Regions from separate parts of the Homo sapiens genome. Here region 1 is linked to region 2. The links are chromatin contacts, found by Hi-C in ENCODE. All regions are on one chromosome and are shown on one strand. Each heading gives the region's core, a stretch centred on a gene start or an enhancer-like site at or near the end of the contact. The rest is flanking DNA. Distances are from core to core; before and after follow the strand shown.

Region 1 (2,784 bases), core at 227-2,726, 480 kb before region 2:
CCAGCTAATTTTTGTATGTTTTGTAGAGATGAGGTCTCCCTGTGTTGCCAAGGCTGGTATCAAACTCTGGGCTCAAGTGATCCTCCCGCCTCGGCCTCCCAAAGTGCTGGGATTACAGGCATGAGCCACTGCGCCTGGCCCTCAGTGACCTTTAAGAGTATGAAGGAGTCCTCAGATAAAAACATTTGAGAAGCACGGAGGTGGAAATTTGTCTTTGGCCTGGGGGCCTGGAGTCTAAATACTGCATTGAGTGGCTGATCTGTGGTTTTCGCTTAAAATACAGGTTAGATCATTTGTTTCTGTTTGCATTCTGTCCTAGTTGCTTCTATTTATTTTTTCTCTCTTTTTGAATCTGTGAAACATTAACAGGGTTCCAAACATCAGAGTGTTTTGTCTAAGCTTAAAAGCCCTCTGGGTGATTCCGATGAGCAGAGGCCGGGAAGGATTGAGCAAGACCATTCCCGAGCTCCTTCCTCCGCTCTGTTTCCAGATCCCATGACTGGGGACCTATAAATATTTTCCTGACATGGAGCAGGATCAACTTCAGCATCTGTTAGCTTCATCCCAAAGGCAGGGAAGCCTAGAGCCCCTGGGAGGGCTCTGCACCGCACACACCGCCGGCCTGCAGCCCCAGCCCTGTGCGGGGTCCTGGGGAGGGGGGCCCCCTTTCTGTGGCTCTTCCTGACTCCCTGCGCGTTCCACCCCAGACCCTCAGCCCACTCTGACCTCCCTCCAGGAGGGATGGCTTGCAAATGCCCTCTGGCCACAGTGCAGACCGCTAGGCTGTTCTGTGCAGCTTTAGGCCATGCCAGGAAAGAGACTTAAAGCCAGGGCCCCAAAGGCCAGGGATGCCTGCGCCGGGAGCCAGGAGCTTCCCCAGCCACTTCCAGCATGTAGACTGAAGTCAGGCCACGCACAGGGCTCTCCAGGTCACACCCTGCGCAAGAAGGTGTAGCACGCTGGCTCTAATTTCGAGAAGGTGAAAACAAGAGCCCCTCTGCCCCCACGCCCTGAGCTTTCCCGAAAGGCTTGGGGCAAAGAACTCCCCTCAGTGGCACCTAGGGAGGCACCAGGAAGGCGCTTGTTGGAACGGGAGAGAAACGGGGAGAGGGAGGAGGACAGGGGGGAGGGGAGGAGGGGAGGGGAGGAGGGGAGGGGAGGAGGGGAGGGGAGGGGAAGGGAGGGGACAGGGAGGGGAGGGGAGGGATAGGACAGACAGACAAAGAAAGGGGTGCGGCAGCACTGCCAGGGGAAGAGGGTGATCCGACCCGGGGAAGGTCGCTGGGCAGGGCGAGTTGGGAAAGCGGCAGCCCCCGCCGCCCCCGCAGCCCCTTCTCCTCCTTTCTCCCACGTCCTATCTGCCTCTCGCTGGAGGCCAGGCCGTGCAGCATCGAAGACAGGAGGAACTGGAGCCTCATTGGCCGGCCCGGGGCGCCGGCCTCGGGCTTAAATAGGAGCTCCGGGCTCTGGCTGGGACCCGACCGCTGCCGGCCGCGCTCCCGCTGCTCCTGCCGGGTGAGTACTGCGTGCCCCCGGGACACCCAGAGAGGGCCCGGGCCTCCTGCACTTTCCCCGCGGCCCAGAACCTTGTGGCACCTCCAGAGGGACCCCCAGGACTGGCTGCGACCGAGCTTTAAGGGTCTAGTCCCGGGGGCAGCCAGTCGGCCAAGGCCCCGGGTCCCTGCGACGGCGAAGGCATCCCGGAGGCCGCACCCAGACCGGCCCGGCAAGCTGCAGGGACTCGGACTGAAAACCTGCCCGTTACCCCTGGTCGCTCGCAGGCGCACGGGCGATCTAACCCCGCGCCGTCCATTCCGCTGATGGGGGTCTCGGAAGCACCGCAGGAGAGCTTTGCGGAGCAGGGAGGGGGTCGCGGGTGCTCGGGGCCGTCCTCAGAGCCCAAAGTGCCGCAGCCCTCTCGGCTTTCCACCCCGAGGCTGCCACGACGGTGCCAGCGCGCGGCTGCTCCCCTCTGTGCTCCCAGGTGATGGAAAACCCCAGCCCGGCCGCCGCCCTGGGCAAGGCCCTCTGCGCTCTCCTCCTGGCCACTCTCGGCGCCGCCGGCCAGCCTCTTGGGGGAGAGTCCATCTGTTCCGCCAGAGCCCTGGCCAAATACAGCATCACCTTCACGGGCAAGTGGAGCCAGACGGCCTTCCCCAAGCAGTACCCCCTGTTCCGCCCCCCTGCGCAGTGGTCTTCGCTGCTGGGTAAGTACAGCCCCCTCCTCGCCTCCTGCTCCACCAGGAGGGCTGCGGCGCCGGAGCCCCCCGCACAGCTGCACGGCGGCGCTTCCCAGTCTGGGGCGTGCTGACGTCGGGAGACTCTAACACCAGAATGTTTGCCGAGCGCCTGCGGTGTGCGGTTCCGGGGATGCGGTGGGGGCAGGGGGCGCTCACGGGGAGGGCGCAGGTGGGTCGCGGCAGGGGCAGCCACAGGGTGTCACGGTCCGACGTGACTGGGGGCCATGGTTCCCTGCGGGCGGCGGGGAGGGATTTCCTGGGGCGCCCCCTGGAATCCAAGCCCGACCGCAGTGTCTGACCATGGTCCGCGGCGCGGCCGGGTGGTCCTGCAGGGGCCGCGCATAGCTCCGACTACAGCATGTGGAGGAAGAACCAGTACGTCAGTAACGGGCTGCGCGACTTTGCGGAGCGCGGCGAGGCCTGGGCGCTGATGAAGGAGATCGAGGCGGCGGGGGAGGCGCTGCAGAGCGTGCACGCGGTGTTTTCGGCGCCCGCCGTCCCCAGCGGCACCGGGCAGACGTCGGCGGAGCTGGAGGTGCAGCGC
Region 2 (3,254 bases), core at 678-3,177:
CCTGACCTTGTGATCCACCTGCCTTGGCCTCCCAAAGTGCTGGGATTACAGGCGTGAGCCACCGCACCCGGCCCATGGTTTGTAATTTTTAGCATGCAAGTTCTGTAGATGGTTTGCTAAGTTTATACCAAAGTATTTAATTTTCCTTGGAGTAATTATGAATGTCTTTAACTTTGGTTTTCATGTTTCTTGTTGGTATACATCAATGCAAGCGATTGTTGTGTGCTGATCTTGCATTCTGCAATGTTGCTGAGCTCACCTGCTCAACCCAAGAGTTCCGACATGTAGGGAGGAGGAGCCCCTCAACAATGCACGCTCAACAGAGACTGAACAATGGAGGTAGCTACAGTGGCTGCCCCGTTTCATGGTGACACCCCTCGACAATGCACGCTCAACAGAGACTGAACGATGGAGGTAGCTACTGTGGCTGCCCCATTTCATGGTGACAGGCTCAGACACCACCTGTCAGAGGCAGTGCTCCACAATAGTGAGGTCCCTCAACAGGGAAGCCTGCACTGCAACTCCCCCTCTGCCAGGTGGGGTTAGGGGATGTTGAAGGCCCTAGGCCAACATTGGCACTGGACTATGGAGGAAGGTTGTGAGGGGGCTGGGTCCTCAGGGCAGGGCGAGCAAGAGGTGAGGAGAAGGAGAACAGAAGGAACTGGTGGGGGAATGGGGAACAAAGATGAGGGGGGAGGCTAGACGGTGGGGAAGGCAGAGGAGATAAAGAGAGTGAGGACCACAGGGCTCCATCACACGTCTCAGAGAATGGAACCCCCTTGGGGCCCACCCATCTCAGGACACCCCGGGTGAGCTCCATTTTCTCTTTGTTACTGGATGAGACTCTACAAAAAAAAAAAAATCCCAAAGTGGAGAGCTCTATCTGAGACACACACACAATCCCTGCAGAAGACTGCACAGTGAAAGCTGGGGCCTCATCATTAGCCTGTTCAGACTCAGGTGTGGAAAATGGACAGGCCCTGGCAAAGGAGATGAATGTTTAAGACAAAAACCACGAATAATACTGTTCAGGAAACGGGGATGGTTTCAAGGGTCAAGAGAGCCTCCCTGTTTGGGGGAAATCCTGTTTGCACGTCTGACCAGGCCAGCCTCCACCCCACCCCTATACTGGCCTCAGCAACAGGGCCTGGAGCCTCTTGGGTTCCCCCAGGGTGGGCCAGGCACAGTTGTGGGATCAGCAGGTTCTTGCAGAAAAGACTAAGCCGAAACTCCCTCCTCTGCCTTCCAACACACAGGCCTCTCCATCCTAAACAAACAGAAACCTGTGCCTACTCCTCTGAGAGCCGTGTCCTCCATTGTAAAATGCAGGTAACAATCCGGTGCGTGTGTGGCGGACTGCCTACCCCAGGGTGGGGCCCACAGGCCTTTCTGGCCTTCCCTCCAGCCTTGGCCTGCAGCCCCTCGCCCTCCTACCCCATGCCTGCTTCCCGCAGGGGCTGTAGAGGGACTGGTCTGATTTGAGGCTCTGCGCAAAGCCAGCCCAGCCTCTTCTTCCAGGCTGGCCTCTGGCCCCTCCCTGTGGCTGGCTTGAACCTCAGGAACTTGGGGTCCACAGCCCCCTTCAGGAAGTGCAGAGCTTCTGCTGGGCAGAGTGACTTCCAGGCCGCCTTTCCTGCTGAGAAGCACACAGGCTGTGACCGGGGCCCTTCCCGGAAGGGACATTCGGTTTTTGTGGCAGGGACTTCCAGCCTGAGGCCGAAGGAGGAGGGTCCAACTTCACCTTTGCCCGCCCTTCCCCCGCTTTTTTGGGTCTCCTTTAACTGGGACGGGGCGGGACCCTCCTCCGTAGTCCTTGGGGCGGAACTGGCCCCCCGTGGCCCGGCCCGGCCCGGCCCCACCTCCGCCCGCAGGCGGTCCCGGCCCACGCGGGAAGGTCCTTAAGCCCGGGCGGCCGGCGGGACCGGCGGAGACCCGTGGAGGCCGCCGACGATGGCGGGGCCGACGGAGGCCGAGACGGGGTTGGCCGAGCCCCGGGCCCTGTGCGCGCAGCGGGGCCACCGCACCTACGCGCGCCGCTGGGTGTTCCTGCTCGCGATCAGCCTGCTCAACTGCTCCAACGCCACGGTAGGGGCAGGGGCGGGGACAGGTGGCTCCGGGACCCTCAGTCCCTCGGACCAGCCGGGTTTTGTTTTCCTGTGGCCACAGCCCGAGGTGCCAGGTGCTGGCTGGGGGCGGGGGGTGCCTTCTGGAGGTGGCTAGGGATTGCGGGCACTGGGGGCACTGTCTGTCCTGGAGGTGGCTGGGCCCAGGGCACAGAGCAGGGCTGGGTGCCCCGGGGGATCTGCCAGTCACGGAGTCCCAGCCCTTCCCAGCCTTCAGTGGCTCCAGCCTGGGTCCCTCTTCCCCAGCCAGTCACATACAGGTGGCCCTGCGTTGGCCCTCTCTCCTTCCACGCCTCCCAGCCCCAGGACAGCAGGCACACAGCAGAGGCGCGCTTGGAGCCGCCCTCCCCTCCACCTGACTCTGAGTGAGGGGCGGCTCCTGGGCTGGGCTGGGTTCCGTCCTGCCCCCACCCCCTTCAGGTGTTGCACGCTGCAGCCTTTCCCGCCCTGTGTGCCCTCATCAGCCATCCCCCGGAGCCTCAGGAACTGGTCAGGCAGTATCTGGCCAACGTGCAATGAACAGCTAGAGTTGGCAGCAGGACCCACAGCTCAGGGAGGCGCCAGGTCACGGGGATGGTCAGGAAGCTCGGGGGCAGGGGCAGGAGTCACTCTCAGGCCTGGGTCAGGGCTCTTCCAGGTGGACCCCGGGGCCTCTCCCCTCCTCCTTTGCTGGCTGGGTATGGAGGGCCAGCCTCTGGCCGAGACAGGCCCGGGATCTGCTGGATGGGCCCAGGGGCTGCCTGCTGCCCACAATGCTGGCACGAGCCGTAACTCACTGCTGTGGCTTGGCGTCCTGGCCCACCATGTCCAGGCACTGGGGAAGCCATAACTGGCTTTGGGTGGAGTGTCTGAGGGTGCAGGGCTGGTTTCATGGTCCAAGAGTCAGTGGGTGTCGTAGGTGTGGGGCGTTCCTTGGACAGTCAAGGGCCTCCTGCTGCAGTTCTTCACTGTTTTATTAATATCCACGAGTCATCATGGAGCACACAGAAATCTCACCCTGACACCAAGAGTCGTCATGGTCTCTGCCTGGGTCACCACAGTGAGCCGTAAGCACCATGTTCACTCCAGCCAAGTGCCCTTGAGGCTGGAGGTTACTCATCTGCAGCCAGTGACCAGGGATCCCGGGTTCCA

What was found. Hi-C counts contacts between places; a loop is a spot of excess contacts on that map. Pooled maps may share reads with other maps.
Region 1: a map of gastrocnemius medialis shows a loop between it and region 2 (3-fold over the local background). The contact joins the promoter of SPON2 here to the promoter of SLC49A3 in region 2. A Hi-C loop is called at or near these places in 1 of 168 maps with a recorded cell type or tissue (gastrocnemius medialis) and 5 of 50 pooled maps.

What each region holds. Positions count from the first base shown.
Region 1 is chr4:1,171,275-1,174,058 of GRCh38, reverse strand. It overlaps SPON2 (spondin 2), which reads left to right and starts at 1,476. Exons shown (of 6, transcript NM_012445.4): 1 at 1,476-1,515; 2 at 1,985-2,207; 3 at 2,573-2,784. The coding sequence starts at 1,988. The region is part of intron 1 of LOC124900647 (nascent polypeptide-associated complex subunit alpha, muscle-specific form-like); the gene reads right to left. RefSeq lists enhancers at 863-1,580, 1,581-2,296.
Region 2 is chr4:687,824-691,077 of GRCh38, reverse strand. SLC49A3 (solute carrier family 49 member 3) reads left to right here and starts at 1,927. Exons shown (of 10, transcript NM_032219.4): 1 at 1,927-2,085. The coding sequence starts at 1,951. It overlaps LOC124900643 (a long non-coding RNA gene), which reads right to left. Exons shown (of 2, transcript XR_007057985.1): 2 at 3,059-3,254. RefSeq lists enhancers at 891-940, 716-1,663, 1,664-2,612 and silencers at 1,881-1,940, 1,971-2,140.